Regions from separate parts of the Homo sapiens genome. Here all the other regions are linked to region 2. Evidence: read pairs that join two places in POLR2A ChIA-PET (ENCODE). Cell type or tissue: HepG2. All regions are shown on one strand. Links, peaks and the distances in the headings refer to the core of each region. The heading gives the core; the rest is flanking DNA.

Region 1 (6,169 bases), core at 179-5,178, 78 kb after region 2:
CTAGAAGAGCCAATTATAAATCTTTTATTGAACTAAGAAAATATTTTTAAATATTGTGACTTTTACAGATACAATCAATATATACCTAACATGAAGTGTATGGACAGACTCTGAATACGTGTATGAGTATATGTGTGTTTTGAATACCTTTATTGTGAATTTATACTTGTCAGCACAATAATTACATACCCTTGAGTGTTTTATAGTTGGGCATTCATGTAAGTACACATCTGTTTAAATCTCAAAACAATCTTGCAATATGCACTTAAATGTTTTTGAGGCTCACTTTATGTCTTTGAGTAGAAGAAGAAAAGTAACAGATGGCCAACAAGGATATTGAGTTGACAAGAGAAAAACTTAACTTAGTTACTTTAGTTCCTGAATTTAAAAAAAAATTAATCAGTATAAATTCACTCTAAGGAAATCTTGGGAGTATGTTTCCATTGAAGTGCGTTGTTTGCATTTTGTTTTGTTTTGTTTTGTTTACAAGGGGGTGCCAGGCAGGGAGGAGGGAAAGAAAGAGGTAAGAGGAAGAATATATTGGACACCTATCTAGTGGTTGTTGGACCTGAAATTTGAACCCATGTGTATGGCTTCAAAGTCCATGCGCCTTCCACTTCTCCAAGAGTTTGCTTTCTGTTGACCTTTATCAGTGGAAGAATTTCTCAATGCTGAGAGCAATTTTTCCAATACTCTTAGATCTAAAAATGCTACTGACTGGATTATTCATGTTTGAACATGTAAAAATATTTTCTTGTTAAATTAAGTTTAATCTTATACTTAAAGTTCGCTGTGTTATGGAGAGAACTTTGAAGCAAGAATCAGAAATCAAATAACACTAATGCTTCCTAATTAGAGAAATCTCTATTCAATGCAAACTAAAAATATATTGGCTGGTGTTCTAATCAGCTGTGCTTAATTCTAAGCACTAAATTCTGAACACTGTGGGTAAAACACTTTGTTCATTTCAGAAATAGCTAGACTTTTCCTAAACTCTCATTAGGAAAAATAGAAGAAATTAAGAAAATAAAGCTGGGCACGGTGACTTACACCTGTAATCCCAGCTTCTCAGGAGGTTGAGGCAGGAGGGTTGCTTAAGGCCAGGAATTCAAGACTAGTCTGGGCAACATAGCAAGATCCCATCTCTAAAAACAAAAACAAACAAACAAAAAAAAAAAAGTAAAACATTAAAAAATACCTTACAGTTTGAAAATCTGGTCAACATGAAGTAAAGAATAACAGCAATGTCATCTGTAGGCAGGGTGGTTATTGTGATCATATTTTGATATTAGCTTCCTATTGCTTGCTGCCAATGGGGCTGTAAGGAATATGTGTTTATGGAAGTCTCAGCGCTGATCATAGGAAGATGAAAACAGTCATACTGTTTGTTTTTTCCATAAGTACCAGGTAGCTTTAATGAGCTATAAGAAAATTATACTATTTGTGCAGAGTACCACATTCAATTCTTAAAGTTAAATATTTTTTATATAGTATAGTCACATTATATACAATACATCCAAGATTTATCTCCGCTATCTTATTTAATCCACATAAAATAAACATGTCTGTTTATATACATTAAAGTTATAGAGCTGAACTATTAAAATGGAGGAGCTGGTGATGGCAGCAGGGATTGACTGCAAGTGGGCACAAGCGATCTTTCTAGAGTGATGGGAATGTTCTAAAATGATCTCATTGTGATGATTGCACAACTCTGTAAATTTACTAAAAATTATCCAATTGTACATTTCAAGCAGGTAAATTTTATGGAATATAAATTATATGTAAGAATCTGTTTAATTTTTTAAAAGAAATAGAAAATATATGACTGTATCTGACTCCAGAACTCTTAGAAAATCTGAAAGAACAGTTATTATTGATGAAACAAAGAAGTTGTCATAGAGCTACCCTCCTTTCCCTCTCCTTCAGAGTTTGCAAAGAAATTCTACCAAACTTTTAAGAAACAGATTATTCTAATGCTATTTTAACTGTTCTAGAACATAGAAAATGAAGGAAGGCTTCCAGTTCGTTCCTTTTTATGAAGGTGAAATAACATTGATATTGAAACACAGAAAATATATTTCTCCTAAAAGAAGACCAGGGACCAATTTTGCATGTGAATATTGAAACAAAAATCTGAGAGAAAAATTATAAAAATTTTATCATTTTATAGAATTCAGGATCACATTTGAAAAATAATACACAAAAGAAAAATAAGAAAAGTAATACACAAAACAGCAATATGGTGTAATGCTAAAGAGTTTCAGCTCTGGAGCTGGACTGCTGGTTTGGAACCCCAGCACCGTCACTTCCTAGCTCCATGACCTTGGGCAAGTTTAAACATGGATCAATCCTATGTAAATCTTGTGCCATTCAGTATTAACTGCAGGTTCTATGGGGCCGAAAAGGAATTATTTGTAGCAGCAATGTCATTACTTCTTTACTTATGATAAGCAGAATAAATAAAACAATGAACCCATCCATTATAAGGCATGAGATATTCAGTGTTCATTTTTCACTTCTTTCTTTTCTCATCAATAAATGGGAATTCTGGGTAAGAGAACATACTTCATAGGGCTCTTGAGAAGGTCAAGTGAGTTAAGCAGTTAGGTAAGTACCTGACAATGTCGAATATGATCATAACTGTATAGTATATTTTAAAAATTATTAATGGCAAAATTTAGATTTGCTATTGTAAAGAACAGTGCCATAAATATCTTTATCTGGAAATTTATCTCACCTTTCTATTTCCTGGAGATAGCTTTTTAGAAGCTGAATGTTGGAGAAAAGGTCATAAACTTTTTAAAGGCCCAAATTACTCTCCAGAAAGATCATACCCACTCCTACCAATGGTAGCTAAGAATGGCTCTATCCTGCACTATTTGTACCAGCTTTGAACATCATCATTGCAAGGAAAATGCTAGGTAATTTGATAAGCCAGAAACAGAATTTGATCATTCTATGTTAGATGATTCAGATGTTGAAAGGATAGATACACAACCTTAATTCAGATGTTACCCTGAAATCCGTGAAACTCAGAGAAATAGAAATGTTGTCAGTACCCATCTATATATATACCAGGAATTAGGTTTTCCTTTTCAGATTCAAATTTTATGTGAGTATTTGCCTTTTGTAACTTTAGCTATTTAATCTGATGGAGAATTTTTCCTGAAAACATAAATTAAAAAATAAGATACCAGAACAAATGCCACCAGGGAAATACTTTATATTTCAGCCTTTTTTTTTTTTTTTGTATGTCTTCAATGGGGTTATAAAGTCATATATCTTTCCAATCTTACTTATTTTTCCTGCTCCAGTTAACTTCATCCCAATCTTTAAACTCTTTGGGAAATGAGAATGGGTCAAGTCCCAGTAAAAGACTCATAAACCCAGGCCGGGAGTGGTGGCTCATGCCTGTAAATCCCAGCACTTTGGGAGGCCAAGGCAGGCAGTCACTTGAGGTCAAGGAGTTCGAGACAGCCTGGCCAATATGGTGAAACCTCGTCTCTACTAAAAATATAAAAATTAGCTAGGCATGGTGGCGCGTGCCTGTAATCCCAGCTACTCAGGAGGCTGGGGCAGGAGAATCACTTGAACCTGGGAGGCGGAGGTTGCAGTGAGCCAGGACTGCGCCACTGCACACCCGCCTGGTGACAGAGTGAGACTCCATCTCAAACAAACAAACAAAAGACTCAGAAGACCACACTGGACCAATGCAAAGCCATCCAATAAATTTGAATTTAGATGACTTTTCAGCTACAGTAAACCAGGAATGTTTATGGTCTTTTACAGGGAACAGGTATGAGGAATATCTAGAAACTCTGGGCACAGTTGCCATTAAAGTCTGGAAAGTAGAAAGAACCCATCTCTATCCAGGCTTCACGCTGCTAAGGGAGGAGTCCCTTTTCCTTAATCAAGCATTGATGTGTAAATCTTGCCAGACAGTGTCTCCTCACTTTTTCCCCTAAAAAAAAAATTAACAAGGAACTGAATCAGGGAACTCAGTAGTTAGTTACACTACTTAATTAAGACTTGAACAAATTAATATATTAGTGATTTTTAAAGGCTTTAACTCAGAAAGGTCAGTAGTGATAAAGCTCCTAAGCAACTTAATTATTATTATTATTATTTTATTTTATTTTATTTTTTTGAGATGGAGTTTTGCTCTGTTGCCCAGGCTGGAGTGTAGTGGCGTGATCTCGGCTCACTGCAACCTTCGCTTCCTGGGTTCAAATGATTTTCCTGCTTCAGCCTCCCGAATAGCTGGGACTACAGGTGTGTGCCACCACACCCGGCTAATTTTTTGTATTTTTAGTAGATACGAGATTTCACCGTGTTAGCCAGGATGGTCTCTTATCTCCTGACCTCGTGATCTGCCCGCCTCGGCCTCCCAAAGTGCTGGGATTACAGGCGTGAGCCACTGCACCCAATTATTTTTATGTATATTTGAATTCTCTACAACAGAGAAATCTGTTTACCTGTCATTTTTGCTATGGCTATGTTTTAGAGATAGCTACACCCAGTGACACTTGGTTAACATTTCAATTCAATATTGGAAACATGTTTTATGTACAGATTAACTGTTTTAAATTGTTGACACAAAAGACTACCACACTTCTGAGGTACACTGGCACCTTAGGCTCTCTCAGAATGTACATTTCACTTGACTGTACACACTGTGGTCTCTGACTATAACATGATTTGGTCAGGCCCTTTCAAAATAGACCTGGATTTACATTTAAATCTCAGTTCGAATAATCTTTATTGTTTGTTTTTATTTACAAGATAATTCTGAGAAGAAGTCATTCTTTTGTGATCCTCGGGTGTAAAAAGAAACAACTTAGAAGCAAGTATTAGAATCTTCCTTTCCCGACTTCGTTGCAGATTCTCTTTTCCTTGGGTTAAATTGAATGTTAAGCTTTCCTTCTATGCCCTATCAACATTTGAACAATTTCTCTAAAATCTAAAGGCTTGTTCTCCAAATTCATATACTAAGATATCTTTGAACCAAACAAAACAAAACAAAACCAAAAACCCTTAAGCAGGGTTGGGTTTTTTTGTGTATTTGTTGTTGTTGTTGTTGTTGTTGTTGTTTGAGATGTGGGAAGATTCTGTGGTATTACAGTAAGATGTCTGTGTCTTGTTTACTATAGACTCTTAAGGGTCAAATAAACTTTTATTCCCTAGTTATTAAATTCAGGGGCTAATAGCCAACTGTTTGATCAAGTCACAGAAATAACTCAGCCTCCCTTCCAATCAACACCTGATAATGCTTTGAACAAATGTACATAAGGCTCTGGAAATTCCACAGTGAGTCTTCAAGGTCCACGGAATTTTTTACTCTTTGAAGAAGGCATGATATTTGGAGATGTACTCCTTGTTCAGTTCTTGGTCTAGCAAGAGTTTGAAAATCTCTGTTGATGGTTTGTCTCCTTTTTAGCAGCAATTCTCAAACTGCAGTACTCAGTCTTCTCTGAGCTTATATCCAAGAATAGCAATTTTCCTCAATACTCAAAAATAAGTAGTTTTTTTGGAATGTCCAGCTTTTCTCCCAACAGTTGTAATGCTTTGACTTACGGTATAGCCCTGGAGACATATGATACAGATCTAGTGTCTCATGGTCTGTTTCAGTTTTCAAAATAATAGCACTAATAATTAGCCATTTGTGTTATGAAGGACCCTCATACCCATTATCTTGCTTAATCTCTTGTCCATATAGGACTTAATTTCTGCCACTAGGCAACATAATATAAACACTTAAAACAGCTAAGAACTTCCATATTGTCAGTGACATCCTGACATGTAAGAGACAGGGATCACTTACATTCCCTCTCATTTTGTTTTGAGGGCCCATGCCAACAACTTATACAATTTCACTACCACATCTTAATGGTATTTACAGAGGGAAATAGAAAGCAAGTGACATTTCTTTTTCATTTTATAGTATAAAGGCTTAAATTTTCATTTGTTGTTTATTATACTTTTTATTGCTCATAACAGAGTACTCTCAATTTAGATATTAAATGATTTTTCTTACAAATAGTTGGACACAGATTACTTAGGAAGTATACAGATTCTTTATTGCAGCTCTATTTGCTCCAAGCTGATTAGCATCATAAAGACTGAGGACAGATAACCAGGGATAGGTCTTTCTTTTTTATTGTGCTAT
Region 2 (6,169 bases), core at 601-5,600:
TGTAAACTGTATAGACCTTCCTCTCTCATTGGAGGACAGGGAACATGTTTTGTTCTTTTGCAATGAGAAGACATATGTGAAAAGCACCTACCATAGGATGTGATCATGGATATTTCTTTCCTTCTTTTGAGTCTCCCCACAGCACCTAGAGTGGTACTTGGCACACAACAGTTACCATAAATGTTTGCTAATTGTAGAGTGGGCTTGGGCATGCACCACCCACCCACCACAAAAATGTGGATTCCCGAAGCTCTAATTGGCTGGGAAACCCAGAACAACTTTCACGCCTTTCCAAATTAAGATTCAATGGCTGGGCTCAGTGGCTCACGCCTGTAATCCAGCGCTTTGGGAGGCTGAGGTGGGTGGATCACGAGGTCAGGAGTTTGAGACCAGCTTGGCCAACATGGTAAAACCCCGTCTCTACTAAAAATACAAAAATTAGCCGGGCGTGGTGGTGCATGCCTGTAATCCCAGCTACTCGGGAGGCTGAGGTAGGAGAATCCCTTGAACCCGGCAGGCGTAGGTTGCAGTGAGCCGATATCGTGCCACTGCACTCCAGCCTCGGCAATAGAGTGACTCTAGTCTCAAAAAAAAAAAAAAAAAAAAAAAATTAAGACTCAATGACAGTAGAAACTGACTCCAATGGCTTAATGAAATGGTACTGTTGGTCAAGGTAGGGATTTTTAAATTATTCATCCTTGAAGGGAAGTGACAAATAAGGTTTCACTTACCAAACATTTAAAACAACCCTAAAGGTCCAGAACCTTTGTTTTATTGTTGTTGGCTTAATTTCCAGTTCTCTAAGTGTCTACTTATTTAATCGCTTATGCAGTAATAAAGTTTTAACTTGTGGATTTGACCTCAATTCCACAGAATCGATTGTGGTTCTTATCTGCTTAAAAGCGGAAAGATTTTCTCAGGCGGCAACAGCCACTATTGAAAAGGCAAAGAAACAGCACTCAGGTGTGGCAGGCAATTCTATTTTCAGTGACCCTTTTCTCCCTTTCTTTTTCTCTCCTACTTGCTGAACATTAGGAGCTCTTGGTAATCTCTCAGAAATAGAGCAAGACGCCAAAGATAAAGGCCTGTTCATCGCACTCAGGAATTTCCTAAGGTTTCATGTCCAGGTAATATTTCTGCCTGCTACTTGGGTATCTTTTGGTGAAATTCCAGAATCTTTTCCTCTCTGTGTGAAAGTAAGTACGTGCACCTACTGAACCTAAGATGTGTATTGTGCAGGTACACACAACTTTGGTTACACGGTTCTTTCCAGCTTTGAAAAACTTTCTTAGGGGTAGCTCACACAGCTAAGTGCTTCAAATTACAGTTTCTGACTCCAGAGCCAGTGGTCTCTCCACTTCCCCTAGTTGCCTCTCTACAAATAATCACGTATGGGTCTCTTTAACACATTTCTTCCTGTTCTTCTAGGAATTGTAGCCATATCCTAGCCCTAAATGAACTGGAATACAGTGAGGCTTGATTTATTATTAAACATTTTTATTAGACTTTTTTTTTTTTTCGAGAAGGACTCTCGCTCTGTTGCCCAGGCTGGAGTGCAGTGGTGCGATCTCCGTTCACTGCAAGCTCTGCCTCCTGGGTTCAGGCCAGTCTCTTGCCTCAGCCTCCCGAGTAGCTGGGACTACAGGCGCCCGCCACCACGCCTGGCTATTTTTTTTTTTTTTTGTATTTTTAGTAAAGACGGGGTTTCACCGTGTTAGCCAGGATGGTCTCGATATCCTGACCTCGTGATCTGCCCGCCTCGACCTCCCAAAGGGCTGGGATTACAGGCATGAGCCACCGCTTCCAGTCTTACTAGACTATTTTTAAGAACAGTTTTAGGTTCACAGCAAAATTGAGCTAAAGGTACAGAGATTTCCCATGTACCCCCTGCTCCCACACATGCATAGCCTCCCCCATTATCAACATCCCCCACCAGAGTGCCACAGTTGCTACAATTGATGAACCCACATTGACACCTCATAATCACCCAAAGTCTATAGTTTACATTGCGGTTCACTCTTGGTTTTGTACATTCTTTGGGCTTGGACAAAGGCATCCGCTATTACAGAATCATACGCATAGTAGTTTCACTGCCCTAAAAATCCTCTGTGCTCCCGCAAGTCTAGGTTTTTAAGGGCGAAAAGAGAGGGAAAGAAAAAAGTGTGCATTGCAGAGGCTCGACCCAACTCCAAGCCAAGTTTGTTCCAAAGTTCAGCAGCTCCCAGCTGTCCCATCTCTCCCAGTTCGGCCCCGGTCGGGTTCCTCCTCTTTTTGTTTAAGTGTCAAACAAATGGGTTTCCTGTTGACACTGGAATATCGTGAAAAGGCAGGAAGAGGCCAGGCCACCTCCTCTTTCCCCTCTTCCTATCCCGTTTATTTATTTTGCACACGTTTGTTTGGGTCGAGCTGGTGTTTCCAGCGTGTGTGGCTGTGGGGCGGCCTTAGGGGCCGATAACCCCTCCCTGAGGAGGCGAGGCCAGCCCCGAACCCGCCCGATCCGCGGTGGAGCTCTACGGGGCGGGGAAGGCAAAGAGGAAGGGGGAAGAGAGCGGGAGTGGGAGTGGGAAAGGCCAGGGATTAAGAGGCCGCCGGGACGCCGCAAGGAGGCGGGGAATCGGCTCGGCCCGCGCCCTGCCGCTGCCCGGCCGGCTGCAGGTGGAGTTCGCGGAGGTGGCCATTTCCACAGCCGCCGCCGACGCCTCCTCTCCGGGAGCCGCCTTCCCCCCGGCCCGAGGGCGGTGGCGTGGGGCGCCGGGTGCAGGCGTTCTGGGGCGCCGGGGCCGCAGCTCGCTGGCCATCCCGCGGCTGCGCCCCGCGCCTCGCCCATGGCTGAGGGCCGGCGGCGGGAGGACGAGGAGGAAGAGCTACGCGAGCGCCGCGAACTTGGTGGCCAGCGCCGCGCCCGGGGCCGTGCGCTCTCGGGCCACTCGGCCGCAGGTGAGAGGCGCGGGGGACGGGGCGGCGGGGACCCAGAGCTGCGCGCTCTGGGGCCGCTCGGGTCCTGCCCCACACAGCGGCAGCTCCTTCACGCGCCGGGATGGGACCGGCTTCTTTAACTCTCAGAGGCCAGACTCGGGGAGGGTGGCATTTCCATCGCCATCCTCACTTTCCGGCCGAGCCCGAGGAAATTCAGACCCGTCTTTAACTGCTAGTGGTCGTACAGCTGAAACTCAAATTTTCCGTGCACACTAAATCCAGGAGCTGCTGGCTTGGGACTTGTGGCCTGGTTGATGACTTATCTCTGGATGAGTCAGAGGTCAATGGCCGTCTCGGTGGACAACGACACCTTCCGAGGGGTTTGCCTGCGCCGCCGCAGCCAGGTCAGAGCACGTGCTCATAACTGAGGCAAGTCCTGTTTCGGCGTCCCTTGCACTTCGGACCTGTGACCCCCCTCCCTCCCTCCCCCAGCCGCCGAGCTCACCAGTTTTCTGTAGGACTTGTTTTCGTTAGTTGTGAGACCCTCCCCCACGCAAAGAGAAGTCCAGAATATAGCATTCCAAAAGGCCATTCATTTGGGCTGAGAATCATTTTCGGGCCTGTAATTACTTTTATGATACTGTGTTTTGGGTACACAAAAGCGGCACGGATCAAATAGTTTGGCACATTAGTGAAAGAGTGAATAAGTGTAGATCCACACCCCTTCCCTCTTCCGGGCGGCTTTTCAATCAAACATAATAGAGAGGACATTCTTTGGCCTTTGGTTCCAACTGGGTAATCCGAGTTATCTGAAAACAAGAGGGAAGAACAAACCTAGGGGGACTGGCAACAAAAGGGAGATAGGGAAGTGAGAGAGTCGGAGGAGAACGATTCACTGAGAGCCTCATTATAAAGTGGAATATAGCGAATATTCCATGAAGTGGAGAAGCTTTTCTGTGTGACTCCCTTAACCACTAAGAGAAAGTTGGAAAAATAGAGAAGATATTGTATCTGTGCGGAACAAATGGAGGGTAGAAAGTAGGATGAAAGGAAAACTTGAGAAGAACATCTTGAAGAAATAGTCAATTTAATGCCTTTGGTAGAATCTTGGAACATAAAAATAATTCTCCATGCTCATTATTACAACTTTTCATCAAAATAAGGCATTTGGCTGTCTATATGAACACCAGTTTTGAACATAATTGGTAATTTTGTTCAGTGTAAACCCAAACCTTGTGAAATAATGAATAGTTGCTGGATATAAGTGAATATTTCTTGCAAGAGTACAATGAAAAAACTTTACAAAGATATACCGCCATGCCTGACCTATGGATTTAAACAGGGTAGGCCACCTTAGATTCCTGTTACCTTCAGCAGAAAGCTTCATTCTCACAAGAGACTGTACAGTGAAGACCTGTTTTGGAGTTCAGACTAGATGTGATCCAGATGTGTGTTTATCATTTAGTTGCAATATGTGTATTTATTCCAAAGCTGGTGGAAATGACATTTTGTAATTAGTTTTCACCAGTTCCCTAATTTCTCAAGGTTGACAAAGGCTTTTCTAGGTTCTTTGATAATATTTTGCTGAGACATGACATTGTGTACTTTTTGCATTCAGTAATTGGTGTTTGTAGTTTTCTAACCATTTATATGCCCTTTTTCCATTAAAGGGTGTGAGGACGATGTAATGGAATGAGTAAGAGGGTTAAACTTGCGATTTTTGGATTTATTTCTTTTAGAAGAAATTATTTAATAGTTTACATTTCTTTACAAGCTGAGCTCCACTTTCCCCTTATTAGTTAACATGTTTTTCAGACACTAACACATTCCTTACCAAGCTTGGGCATTTGTTAGTTATGTCTGTGCTAGATGTTGCTCTCCTCCAAGTGAGAGGGTATGAACTGACGCAGAAGCTTCATGTTTTTTCTGCATCACCTTTTCAGTTTTTCACTTTTCCTGTTCTCAGTGCTCCCTCCTTCCCTTATCATTTTACAATCTAAAGAGTTTCCTTTTCTCTGATTTCACCTAGCTTGATAACCATAAACCTGGGGTTTATGGACTTAAGGTAGTCTGTGAACTCTTCCTTCTCTCCCTGATAAATTTTGGAGTGGTTGTGTAAGTGCATTTATTTATTTTTGTAACTTACATACAGAAGAACATATGAAATTTGTAAATTATAAAGTAAAAACTCTTGTAACTCATGCTCAAGTCAAGAAATAGGATATAGTCAGTTCCTTAGAAATGGATTCCCATCCCTCCTAGACTTAGCCTCCTCTCTCCCCTAGATGTAACCATTTTTTTAACCTTTGTGGTTATTATTTCCTTTTCATTCTGTACAGTTTTACCATACACATATGCATCTCTATAAAATATTGTTTAGTTTTACCTTTTTAAGATCATTTAAGTGGAATTGTCCTGTATTTTATCAACCCAGCAGAAAGCAAGTAATGACTTGAGATTATGAAATGTCTGGAATGAGTTCTTTTCATTCAAAGGCCAAGAGCCCCAGGCAGGTTCTGAGCACAGGACAGTCCTTGTAGGGCATCCTTAGGAAATAAATGTGTGTGTGTTTTTAAAATGATGTTAAGAAAATTGGGTTTGATTAATCACAGTTTTATTTTACAACAAAGGATGATAGTTGATCTGGTGCCCAACTTCTTTATAAAATGTATTTATGTTTCCCAGCTTTTAAAGTAATAAAATATCTTCAGCATGATTCTAAAATAAATAAAAAGCTCAGTTGAATTTTTTTTTTTTTTTTGGCAGAATTATAGGCAATCAAGTACTGAGGTCAATTCAGGAAAGGTTTTTTTTTTTTTTTTTTTTTTTTAGGCAGAGTCTTGCTCTGTCGCCCAGGCTGGAGTCTAGTGGCGTGGTCATGGCTCACTGCAACCTTCACCTCCCAGGTTCAAGTGATTCTCATGCCTCAGCCTACAGAGTGGCTGGGATTACAAGTGTGCACCACCATGCCTGGCTAATTTTTCTATTTTTAGTGGAGACGGGGTTTCACCATGTTGGCCAGGGTGATCTCGAACTCCTCCCACCTCAGCCTCCCAAAGTGCTGGAATTACAGGTGTGAGCCACTGCACCTGGCCAGTGAGGGTTAATTCTGTAGTAGCTCATGATGCATGAGATTAATAAGCAGTTATAGGAAAGTAAATGGGGAGCAGAGAGTATTCCATTGTTTGGGTTTCATGTGCTGAGGCTAAGGTGTCGTAAATCTGGCACTATGTGAAATATTTACTGTTGATGG
Region 3 (6,169 bases), core at 382-5,381, 57 kb after region 2:
ATTCCTATTGCCTAGTGACATTAGAGCTGTAGGGCAATGCATTACTCAAGTGTTCATGGTGGTGCTGTTATAAACCTACTGACTGCCAGTTGTATAAAAGCATAACATATACAATTACATACAGTACATATGTGGCAGGCCATTCTTCTATTGCTGTAAAGAAATACCTGAGACTGAGTAATTTATAAAGAAAGAGCTTTAATTGGCTCATGGTTCTGCAGGCTGCACAGGAGGCATAGCGGCATCTGCTTCTGAGAAGGCCTCAAGAAGCTTCCAATCATGGAAGAAGGCAAAGGGTGAGCAGGCACATCACATGGTGAAAGCAAGAGAGAGAGTGGGGAGGTGCCATACACTTAATGAACAGAAGTCACACACTATTTTGAGGATAGTACCAAGAGGATGGTAATAAACCATTCAGGAGAAACTCACCCCTGTGATCCAATCACCTCCCACCAGGCCCCACCTCCAACATTGGGGATTACAATTCAACATGAGATTTGAGTGGGGTCAGCATCCAAACTATATCAACATAATACCTGATAATGATAATAAATGAGTATGTTACTTCTTTATGTATTTATTATGCTATACTTTTAATCATTATTTTACAGTGTACCCTGTCTACTTTAAAAAAAAAAAAAGTTAACTGCAAAACAGCTTTAGGCAGGTCTGTCAGGAAGTATTCTGCAAAAGGCATTGTTATCATAGTAGATGACAGCTCCATACATGTTATTGCCCCTGAACACCTTCCAGTGGGACAAGATGTGGAGGTGGAAGACAGTGATACTGATGATCCTGACCCTGTGTAGGCCTAGGCTAATGTGTGTGCTTGTGTCTTAGTTTTTTTGTTTTTGTTTTTTTTTAAAGAAAAGCTTAAAAGGTAAAAATAAAAAATTTTTAAAAAGAGAAAAAAGCATATAGAATAAGGATACAAGGAAAGAAAATATTTTTGTACAACTATACAATGTGTTTGTGTTTTAAGCTAAGTGTTATTAGGAGAGTCAAAAGTTCTTAAAAATCAAAATGTTTATAAAGTAAAAAAGTTATAGTAAGCAGAGATTAATTTATTATTAAAGAAAACTTTTAAAAATACACTTAGATGGATTAAAGACTTAAACATTAGACCCAAAACCATAAAAACCCTAGAAGAAAAGCTAGGCATTACAATTCAGGACATAGGCATGGGCAAGGACTTCATGTCTAAAATATCAAAAGCAATGGCAACAAAAGCCAAAATTGACAAATGGGATCTAACTAAACTCAAGAGCTTCTGCACAGCAAAAGAAACTACCATCAGAGTGAACAGGCAACCTACAAAATGGGAGAAAATTTTCGCAACCTACTCATCTGACAAAGGGCTAATATCCAGAATCTACAATGAACTCAAACAAATTTACAAGAAAAAAAACAAACAACCCCATCAAAAAGTGGGCAAAGGACATGAACAGACACTTTTCAAAAGAAGACATTTATGCAGCCAAAAAACACATGAAAAAATGCTCACCATCACTGGCCATCAGAGAAATGCAAATCAAAACCACAATGAGATACCATCTCACATCAGTTAGAATGGCAATCATTAGAAAGTCAGGAAACAACAGGTGCTGGAGAGGATGTGGAGAAATAGGAACACTTTTCCACTGTTGGTGGGACTGTAAACTAGTTCAACCATTGTGGAAGTCAGTATGGCAATTCCTCAGGGATCTAGAACTAGAAATACCATTTGACCCAGCCATCCCATTACTGGGTATATACCCAAAGGACTATAAACCATGCTGCTATAAAGACACATGCACACATATGTTTATTGTGGCACTATTCTCAATAGCAAAGACTTGGAACCAACCCAAATGTCCAACAATGATAGACTGGATTAAGAAAATGTGGCACATATACACCATGGAATATTATGCAGCCATAAAAAATGATGAGTTCATGTCCTTTGTAGGGACATGGATGAAATTGGAAATCATCATTCTCAGTAAACTATCGCAAGAACAAAAAACCAAACACCGCATATTCTCACTCATAGGTGGGAATTGAACAATGAGAACACATGGACACAGGAAGGGGAACATCACACTCTGGGGACTGTTGTGGGGTGGGGGGAGGGGGAGGGATAGCATTAGGAGATATACCTAATGCTAAATGACGAGTTAATGGGTGCAGCACACCAGCATGGCACATGTATACATATGTAACTAACCTGCACATTGTGCACATGTACCCTAAAACTTAAAGTATAATAATAATAAAAAAATACACTTAGTGTAGCCTAAGCGTACAGTGTTTATAAAGTCTACAGTAGTGTACTATCATGTCCTAGGCGTTCACATTCACTCACTGCTCACTCACTGACTCATCCAGAGCAACTTCTATTCCCGCAAGCTCCATTCACAGTAAGTGCCCTATATAGGTGTACCAGTTTTTATCTTTTATAATATATTTTTACTGTACCTTTTCTATGTTTAGATACATAAATACGTCCCATTGTGTTATAGTTGCCTACAGTGTTCAGTACAGTAACTTGCTGCACAGGTTTGTAGCCTATGAGCAATAGACTATAGCATGTAACCTAGGTGTGTAGTTGGCTGTATCACTGAGTTTTGTGTCATTTCACTCTACGATGTTCACACAATGACGAAATCACCTAATGACACATTTCTCAGGACGGATCTCCATCATTAAGCAACATGTCATGTACTTAGCATCTGTTATGTCAGGGCCAAGCCTTGGACAACCTTTCACAGACAATCTTCTTTCTCTTCCTGGCTGTTTGCTTTATTGACCAGTCTACAGGTTTCCCTGGACTGCACTCATCTCCTCCACAGGGACTAATCTTTCTCTGAGCACCATCCTACTTGCTTGAAACACTAATGCCCTTTAAAACCAGTCCCCCTTTACAGGGGGGACTGGTTATTTTGATCACCAACTAATGCACCTGTTCTTTTGGTCACTAACAAAATACATTTCCCTTTTTATGTTTATTCACTTCTCATACTAAAGGAATTCTTCCCTATTTTTTTGACAGCTGGCTTTCTATAGTCTATAGTTCTCATTTTGTTAATTGAAAAAAACAAGATTTGATACTTTGTTTGCAGGATACTACGTGTTGTTAGAAGGTCAAAAAGATGAATAGGACATTAGTTAATTTTCTCAAGTCTGTTTTTATCTATTCAGAAGGAAAAATAAAAGCTATGTTCACTCAAGGAACTACAAATAGAGATAAGAAGTACAAGAGGTACAAATAACTAGGGCCAAAGGGCAAGTGTTATTTTGGTGTAATGTAAGGAAAAACCTTATAGCTTTCCAACAATGAACGGAGGTAATTTGGTATAGTGGAAAGAGCCTTTTTTTTTTTCTTTGACAACAGGGTCTTGCTCTGTCGCCCAGGCTAGAGTGTAGTGGCGCAATCACAGCTCACTGTAGCCTTGACCTCCCAGGCTTAATCAATCCTCCCACCTCAGCCTCATGAGTAGCTGGGACTACAGGCACGTGCCACTATGCTAGACTAATTTATTTTATTTATTTTTTTTTTTTTTTAGAGAGAGACTGAGTCTCACCATGTTGCCCAGGATTGTTGCAAACTCCTGGCCTCAAATCATCCTTCCACCTCGGCCTCCAGAAGTGCTGGGATTACAGGCGTGAGCCACCACACCCAGCTGAAAAAGCCATATTTTTGAAGTCTGACAGCCCTGGCTAGATCTGTTAAATTAAATATTAGCTGTTTAGTCTTAGGCAGATTACTTAGCCTCTTTGAACCTCAGTTTTGTGTGTTTTTATTTCATTTGTAAACGGGGCTAAATAGTACCTTCTTGAGTTGTTAAGACAAAATAAGATAATATTTAAAGTGACCAGCATAGTACTTAACACAGAGGAGTCATAAAGTAAATATGAGTTTCTGCCATTGTTAGGAAATGAGATAGATATGTCATGTTATCCAGAGAATTCACTTAGGCAGGTCTTCCATAAGCAACATGACTTGACTCAAGTAATCTCAATCTAGTCTCTGGGTTCTTAGCTTTTTAACTTCTGGACTTCAGGCCTTGTCAGAGCACCTAGAAGAGATCAAATTCAAGGGACTGACTCACTAAACTCTGAGGCTTATGTATGAACCAGAATATTTATTCTCACTAAGGGCTATTCATTTCCATTATTCGGAATTTTCACTTTTCCCAACCAGGGCACCTCTTCTTCATATGAGTCGAGCAACTAAATGTGTTGTGGTTTAAAGAGGTTTACAATGAGAACAAATGGAGGTAGCTAATCTCCATGAGCATTTCACTTACAAAGATGAAATAGCTCATCTTTACAAAAACTGAAAGACCACTTTTCTATAACAGAACATGTTTTTCTTTAAATTTAAAGTTTATATTCATTAGACTCAGGGTCTTTCTCCCTTAACAGCTTAGAATCTGATGAACACATATAGTTAACGGACTTTTCCCTTCTTAGATTCCATGCTGACTATCCTCCGTCTTAATCCTGGTTTTCTTCAACCAGTGCATAATACTGTTGATTAGATTTAAACTTTCATCGGTACGATCTCATTCCTAGTACGTTGCCTTAAGATTATACCCAAGTCTCCAAGATTACCTTCTTCCTAAAACATGAGGTGTGTATTTACTAAAATCTTTTAGGTTTGTCCTACATGTAACTATCTCATCCATTATGTGTGTTATTTTACTTGTTAACTTTCAGTTTTAGATGATTCTTGTGGGCAAGGGGTGGGCAATACTGTGTAGTGAAAATAGTTCCCATTCCCTCATTCCCAACAATGAATAATTTTCCAAAGCTGCTGTAATAAGTATAAGGGGGCCAGGCGCTGTGGCTCACACCTGTAATCCCAGTACTTTGGAAGGCTGAGGCGGGTGGATCGCTTGAGGTCAGGAGTTCATTACCAACCTGGGCAAGGGCAACATGGAGAAACCCCATGTCTCTACAAAAAATATAAAAATTAGCTGGGTGTGGTGGTGCACACTTGTAATCCTAGCTACTCCGGAGGCTGAGGCATGAGAATTGCTTGAACCTGGGAGGTGGAGGTTGCAGTGAGCTGAGATTGTGCCACTATACTCCAGCCTGGGTGACACAGCAAGACTCTGTCTTTAAAAAAAAAAAAAAAAAAAAAAAAGAAAAGAAATAAAATAAATATAAGGATTAATTGATCATTCTATTAAAAAGCAAACTTATGCCTTGAGCTTGGAGTAGTATCGGATAATTTGTAAAGTGCCTTCCAACTGTTATATTTTGTGATTTTATAACCTCCTTTTATCTCCTTCTATTTTTTGGCTCCACTATCTAGATCCATCATCTTCTCTCACATTCTATCCTCTTTTTTTTTTTTTCAACTGATTTAGCATCCCACATGTGTAGTGAGTTTACCTTTTCTTTTGCTGAAGCATTTTCCACAGTGTCAAGTATGCCTTGTTTGAAATTCTGTGGTGTTGTCATCTGCAAAAATTCTAACAAGATGTTACTGACATAAACAGTATGCCTTTGAGAATAAATTGTAATCATTCTTTATCCTGCTTATAATTTGATAATTTTTGCATTTGGGAATTTGTTTTTTTCTGAATTCTTTTTTTATATGTATGGAAAGCTTTTTAATGGCCCACATTTAATTAATTTATTATTATGTAATTACCTTTTGTGATTATTTATGAAAATTATCATTTTTAAACAATGATTTTATTAGCATTCAATTAGAATGAGGAATATTCACTTTGCAGTTGTTCATTCCACTGTCTTGCCAAAACTCCTTCCTTATTTTTTATTCTTTATTCATCAAGTAATGTAGAGCATTGTGTCTATTATTGTATTTTAATCCGCATCCTATGAAATCCAACTCAGCTCTGGTCAGCATCAGATCCCATGTTTTTAACCATTCTTTGTATATCAGAAAAAAAGGAAAAAAAGAAAATAAGGCAGCATATTTTTCATATGAAACATGTTCTTAGACTACTCTGATTGTCTACAGGATGTTACATTTTGGAAATATCTCTAGTAAACACCTTCATTAACACCAACACACCTGAGAACACAACTATAAAATTTAATCCATGACTACTAAACACAGTCAGCCTTAGCTTCTCAGGCTCTCATTCCAGACTCTTCCTGTACTCTCTGTTTGTGAAGACAGCCTTCAAGATGGCCTCCAATGATCTTCAGC
Region 4 (6,169 bases), core at 1,012-6,011, 72 kb after region 2:
CTCAAGATGACAAGTCTCATATCCCCCTATTTAGAAGAGAATGGATAAGGCCTCAGGACAGAAAACAAAAATAATATTGGCCATAATGCCCAGAAGTTGATATGATATTAAAGTATACAATTTATATATAGACAATTACAAACTCTAGAGGGAGAAAGACAGTTTAAAATCTTTATTATAATTCAAGGCTCTCCCTCTCCCTCTCCCTCTCCCTCTCCCTCTCCCCCTCTCTTTCCACGGTCTCCCTCTCATGCTGAGCCAAAGCTGGACTGTACTGCTGCCATCTCAGCTCACTGCAACCTCCCTGCCTGATTCTCCTGACAGCCTGCCGAATGCCTGCGATTGCAGGCTCGCACCGCCACGCCTGACTGGTTTTGGTGGAGACGGTGTTTCGCTGTGTTGGCCAGGCCGGTCTCCAGCCCCTAACCGCAAGTGATCCGCCAGCCTCGGCCTCCCGAGGTGCCTGGATTGCAGACGGAGTCTCGTTCACTCAGTGCTCAATGGTGCCCAGGCTGGAGTGCAGTGGCGTGATCTCGGCTGGCTACAACCTCCACCTCCCAGCCGCCTGCCTTGGCCTCCCAAAGTGCCGAGATTGCAGCCTCTGCCCGGCCGCCACCCCGTCTGGGAAGTGAGGAGCGTCTCTGCCTGGCCGCCCATCGTCTGGGATGTGAGGAGCCCCTCTGCCTGGCTGCCCAGTCTGGAAAGTGAGGAGCGTCTCCGCCCGGCCGCCATCTCACCTAGGAAGTGAGAAGCACCTCTTCCCGGCCGCCATCACATCTAGGAAGTGAGGAGCGTCTCTGCCCGGCCGCCCATCCTCTGAGATGTGGGGAGTGCCTCTGCCCCGCTGCCCCGTCTGGGATGTGAGGAGCACCTCTGCCCGGCCGCGACCCTGTCTGGGAGGTGAGGAGCATCTCTGCCCGGCCGCCCCGTCTGAGAAGTGAGGAGACCCTCTGCCCGGCAACCGCCCCGTCTGAGAAGTGAGGAGCCCCTCCGCCCGGCAGCCGCCCCGTCTGAGAAGTGAGGAGCCTCTCCGCCCGGCAGCCACCCCATCTGGGAAGTGAGGAGCGTCTCCGCCCGGCAGCCACCCCGTCTGGGAGGGAGGTGGGGGGGGTCAGCCCCCCGCCAGGCCAGCCGCCCCATCCGGGAGGGAGGTGGGGGTCAGCCCCCCGCCCGGCCAGCCGCCCCGTCCGGGAGGTGAGGGGCGCCTCTGCCCGGCCGCCCCTACTGGGAAGTGAGGAGCCCCTCTGCCCAGCCAGCCGCCCCATCCGGGAGGGAGGTGGGGGCGTCAGCCCCCCGCCTGGCCAGCCGCCCCTCCCGGGAGGTGAGGGGCGCCTCTGCCCGGCCGCCCCTACTGGGAAGTGAGGAGCCCTCTGCCCGGCCACCACCCCGTCTGGGAGGTGTGCCCAACAGCTCATTGAGAACGGGCCAGGATGACAATGGCGGCTTTGTGGAATAGAAAGGCGGGAAAGGTGGGGAAAAGATTGAGAAATCGGATGGTTGCCGTGTCTGTGTAGAAAGAAGTAGACATGGGAGACTTTTCATTTTGTTCTGTACTAAGAAAACTTCTTCTGCCTTGGGATCCTGTTGATCTGTGACCTTACCCCCAACCCTGTGCTCTCTGAAACATGTGCTGTGTCCACTCAGGGTTAAATGGATTAAGGGCGGTGCAAGATGTGCTTTGTTAAACAGATGCTTGAAGGCAGCATGCTCCTTAAGAGTCATCACCACTCCCTAATCTCAAGTACCCAGGGACACAAACACTGCGGAAGGCCACAGGGTCCTCTGCCTAGGAAAACCAGAGACCTTTGTTCACTTGTTTATCTGCTGACCTTCCCTCCACTATTGTCCTATGACCCTGCCAAATCCCCCTCTGTGAGAAACACCCAAGAATTATCAATAAAAAATAAATAAATTTAAAAAATAAATAAATAAATAAATAAAAATAAAAAAAATAATAATTCAAGGTATCCTTTTGGTTTACAAAGTGACTAAATCTTCTAAGCATAAACTATTGTCTAAAAATTTTAAAGTAATTCTAAATAGTTTAACATATGTGATCAGTTACAGAAGCCTGATAGTGTTTTACATTTGCCTGACATTTTCATTCACACAGAGGGTAACGCATGTTTTCATTCCCTTTATAGATGAGGAAACTGAGGCCCTTGGAGGTTAAATGGCTTAACTAATTATACTGTGCAATAACAAAGCTGGGCGTCACTTCTATTTTCTTGTCTGTAATCATACTCAAACCCAGATCTTCTAAGTCATCATCTAGTTATCTTGCTACAGCAGCCTCCCAAGTCCAGGAAACCTCATTTGTTTGTCCAGCAATCATTTATTCAATACCCACGCCAGGGACCGTTTTCTAGAATAGAGGTATGAAAACATAGAAAAAGCCTCTGTCCTCGTAGAGGTTGTATTGTAGTTGTAAGTCAGAACATGACAAGTGCTTTTTTGTTGTTGTTGTTGTTGTTGTTTTCTTGTTTTTTTTTTTTTTTGAGACGGAGTCTCGCTCTGTCGCCCAGGCTGGAGTGCAGTGGTGCGATTTCGGCTTACTGCAAGCTCCGCTTCCCCGGTTCACACCATTCTCCTGCGTCAGCCTCCTGAGTAGCTGAGACTACAGGCACCTGCCACCACACCCAGCTAATTTTTTGTATTTTTAGTTAGAGACAGGGTTTCACTGTGTTAGCCAGGGTGGTCTCAATCTCCTGACCTCGTGATCCGCCCGCCTAGGCCTCCCGAAGTGCTGGGATTACAGGCGTGAGCCACTGTGCCCGGCCAACAAGTGCTTTGTTTAATAACAGGCTTAGATACTTAGGGATGCTGGAGTGGGGCATAACTTTTAAATAGGGTGGTCAGACAAGGCATCACTGAGGTGATTTCTGAGCAGAGACCTGAGAGGTAAGAGAGGAAATGAGCCAGGTGGATAACTGAGGGAAGAGGGGTTGAAGCATGGAGAACAGCAGTACAAAGTCCCTGAGGCAGGGGTGTGCTTGGAACGTTTAGGAAACACTATGGCCAGAGCAGAGTGAGGGGCTCCAGCGGTGAGAAATAAGGTCACACAGGGATTGGAGGCCAAATGATGTAGGCTCTTGCAGGCTATTGTGAGGACTTCGGTTTTTATTCTTAGTAGTATGGGAAGATAGTTGATCTGACTTAAATTTTAAATGAATCAAACTGGCAAGTAGATTGATAATGGTCAGGGATAAAAGCAGGGAAACCAGGCAGAAAACTATTGCAGTGAACTGGGCAGGAGGTGATGGTGGATTTGGACCAGGGATATAGAGAAGTGGTAAGAAGTGGCAGATTCCAGTTGCATTGTGAAGGTAGAACACACAGGACTTGCTGATAGATTGGATGTGGTTGTGAGAAGAAGACAGGAGCCAAGGATGACTCCATTTGGCCTGAGCCATTGGAAGAGTGGAAGTACTGTTTACTGAAATGGGGCACAGTGTAGGAGGAGAAGGTTTCTGGAGGGTAGATGAAGAGTTCATTTGTAGGCATAAGTTTAAGATGCTTGATCGATGTCTAGCTGGAGATGTCCAGTAGGCAGTTGAATATATAAATCTGGAATTTGGAGACTTGGCCCAAACTAGGGCTAGATTAGGGTGTCATCAGCATGTCATAGTATTTAAAGCCATGAGATGAGATTAGGTCCCCTATGGAGTGAGTATAAATAAAGCCCACTGTGAATGCTAAGGATTGAGCCCACCTAAGTTTCATGAGATGAATAAGAACCAATAAGAGACTGAGAGGATAGTGGTGAGGTAGGCTGAGAACTGAGAGTAGTATCCTGGAAGCTGAGAAGAGAAAGTGTATCAAGGAGGAAAGTGATAGGCTGCCAAATGCTGCAAATGGCTGAGAACTGACCATCAGATTTAGCATCATGGAACAGGCTCAAGAGAGAATAAAAGGGGAGTACTTTGAGATAGAAAAAGTAGTTTTGCTGTAAAGGGAACAGAGAAACAGCTGGCAGAAGAGGCTGGGTGGCACAGTCTTTTGTTCTTGTTGTTTTAAGATGAGAGAAATTACATCCTGTTTGTGTGCTAATGGAATTATCCAGCAAAGAGGAGGAAATTGATGACACAGAAGAGAAAGCAAATAGTGCTGCAATGGTGTCCTTGAGCAGGGGACAGATCCCAGCTCACCAATTGGAAGGTGAGAATGCTTAGATTGGAACACAGACGGATTTTCCTACACAGGAACAAAGGCAATGGGCACAGATGCCACTTGGCAGCAGGTGTGGTGGTGGAATTCCTCTGCTTATTGTTTCTGTTTCCTCAGTGAAGCATAGAAATTATCCATTGAGAAAGAGGATGGGAATGGAGGTATTGAGGACTTATGGAGAAGTGTGCTAGTCATGTAGCAGTGAGGGAGATGAATGAACTAAGAAAATAATAGTGTGACTGCGGGGCAGCTGAAAGGATCCACTTGAATTAAGTGAAATTGGCATAGTTGTGTGTTCACCAGTGCTGCTCAGCAACATGGGTAGAGGCATGGAGAGAGCAGAGAGTTGGCTGCAAGCAGGGTGAGGTTTTCAGAGGAAGGTATGAAGAAGGGTGGACAGGGGAGTGATTATAATGAGAAATCACTAACTTAAGCTGGAAAGGAGGAAAGTAAGCAATGAAGGGGGTGTAGAGAGTAAAGCGAGATAAAGTCAGTAGATTATAAATCCTGATGGAGTAGAAAATTATTGGAATTGGCCTTCTTGCTGTAAGGAGTTCAAGAAAGAACAAATGGGCCATGTGCAGTGGCTCACACCTGTAATCCCAGCACTTTGGGAGTCCAAGGCTGGTGGATTGCTTGTGATCAGGAGTTCGAGACCAGCCTGACCAACATGGTGAAACCCCTGCCTCTACTAAAAATACAAAAATTAGCTGGGCATGGTGGTATGCGCCTGTAATCCCAGCTATTTGGGAGGCTGAGGCAGGAGAATCCCTTGAACCCTGGAGGCAGAGGTTGCAGTGAGCCAAGATCACACCATTGTACTCCAGCCTGGGTGATAGAGCAAGACTCCGTCTCAGGAAAAAAAAAAAAAAAGGAAAAAAAGAAAAAGAAAGAACAAATGGGTTGGCAAGGTGGGATGCTTAAAAATGAGATTCTGGAAAGGGTGCAGGTATTGGTTATAACAAGGTCAGGAAGACCATGGAAGTAGTGCCTAAGGTCTGGTGAAAAATCATTTAATCCTAAAGGCAGATTATGATGAAAAGGCAGTGAATGGAGGAGGGATAGGTGAGGGCTTCTCAGGAGTATTCTGGGGTCTGTGCCCTCCCTCCCTGCCAGAGCCCGTGAAACTTGAGACTGGAATGGATCCATCGGCCAACAGTCTTTGTTGACTGATCCTCAGCTAACGACGTATCCAGCCAAACTGTGCTCCTTTTTGGGCCGCAGGTTTCCATTTGGTTCACAAAAGCATGCTGGGAGACTTTGTGTTAGGAATTGTGTACTGACAACCAAAGCAGAATGCTCTTTATCTCCAGCAGACTGATGGAAAGAAATCTGAGAATTAATAGCTGTTATTAAAATATTAATAGGTTTGACTCCTCTTCTTCTGGTGCCTGCTGGGCATAATATATGGTTGGGTTTTTTCTTTACAATTACTAAAAAAATTTCAACACCAGAGAAATGTATAAGGTAAAATAGAAAGTTTTCTTCCTTATTGTCTCCACTTCTAGCACCTGATGGGTTGTTTGTGAGCATCATTCCAGATCTCTCTCTCTCTCTCTTTCTTGTCTTGCTGTATATCCATATATATTTGTGTGGGGTCCATATACACATGTCTGTATATAATATATATACACACACATATATATAAATATGTATATATTTTCATCACAGGAAAACATGAGAATATTCTATATATCATTCTACATGCAACTTAACTTTTTTCAAAGTCCTTCCATGCCACTATGTACCGACCTGATTACTGTTCTTTAAAATAGCTGCATAACATTCCACATACAGAAGTAACCTAACATTAAAATCATGCCTGTGTTGATGGACACTTAGATTTTCTTTATTTTTTGCTGTTATAAATTATGCTTCAGTATATATATTCTTTACCCCTCTTTTTGAGTACTTGTGCAATTGTTTGATGTGGAAGTATTAAAGAAAAGACAATCTGCATTTAAAAATTTGACCTCTATTGCCACATTATCCTCCAAAGAGA

Evidence for each region. Peaks named below come from ENCODE experiments on the same cell type or tissue, not always from the same donor. Only the 100,000 strongest peaks of a DNase experiment are listed, where the experiment ranks them.
Region 1: POLR2A ChIA-PET joins it to region 2 with 12 read pairs; 3 of 35 experiments call an interaction of 5 or more read pairs at or near these places.
Region 3: POLR2A ChIA-PET joins it to region 2 with 32 read pairs; 8 of 35 experiments call an interaction of 5 or more read pairs at or near these places.
Region 4: POLR2A ChIA-PET joins it to region 2 with 21 read pairs; 4 of 35 experiments call an interaction of 5 or more read pairs at or near these places.

Annotation. Positions count from the first base shown.
Region 1 is chr4:151,243,125-151,249,293 of GRCh38, reverse strand. All of the region lies in intron 1 of SH3D19 (SH3 domain containing 19), which reads left to right. It overlaps LOC124900799 (a long non-coding RNA gene), which reads left to right. Exons shown (of 2, transcript XR_007058328.1): 2 at 1-2,483. Among named protein-coding and RNA genes, the nearest start is that of PRSS48, 31 kb to the left of the region's middle. In HepG2, for the core only: no CTCF peak of the experiment used is centred there; DNase peaks (open chromatin) are centred at 603 and 2,353.
Region 2 is chr4:151,322,009-151,328,177 of GRCh38, reverse strand. SH3D19 (SH3 domain containing 19) reads left to right here and starts at 2,573. Exons shown (of 20, transcript NM_001378122.1): 1 at 2,573-2,937. The coding sequence starts at 2,826. In HepG2, for the core only: no CTCF peak of the experiment used is centred there; DNase peaks (open chromatin) are centred at 2,357 and 3,447; H3K4me3 peaks cover 3,594 bases.
Region 3 is chr4:151,264,532-151,270,700 of GRCh38, reverse strand. The region is part of intron 1 of SH3D19 (SH3 domain containing 19); the gene reads left to right. It overlaps LOC124900799 (a long non-coding RNA gene), which reads left to right. Exons shown (of 2, transcript XR_007058328.1): 1 at 1-6,169. Among named protein-coding and RNA genes, the nearest start is that of PRSS48, 9.5 kb to the left of the region's middle. In HepG2, for the core only: no CTCF peak of the experiment used is centred there; DNase peaks (open chromatin) are centred at 2,710 and 3,400.
Region 4 is chr4:151,250,070-151,256,238 of GRCh38, reverse strand. The region is part of intron 1 of SH3D19 (SH3 domain containing 19); the gene reads left to right. LOC124900799 (a long non-coding RNA gene) reads left to right here. Exons shown (of 2, transcript XR_007058328.1): 2 at 1-6,169. Among named protein-coding and RNA genes, the nearest start is that of PRSS48, 24 kb to the left of the region's middle. In HepG2, for the core only: no CTCF peak of the experiment used is centred there; a DNase peak (open chromatin) is centred at 4,098.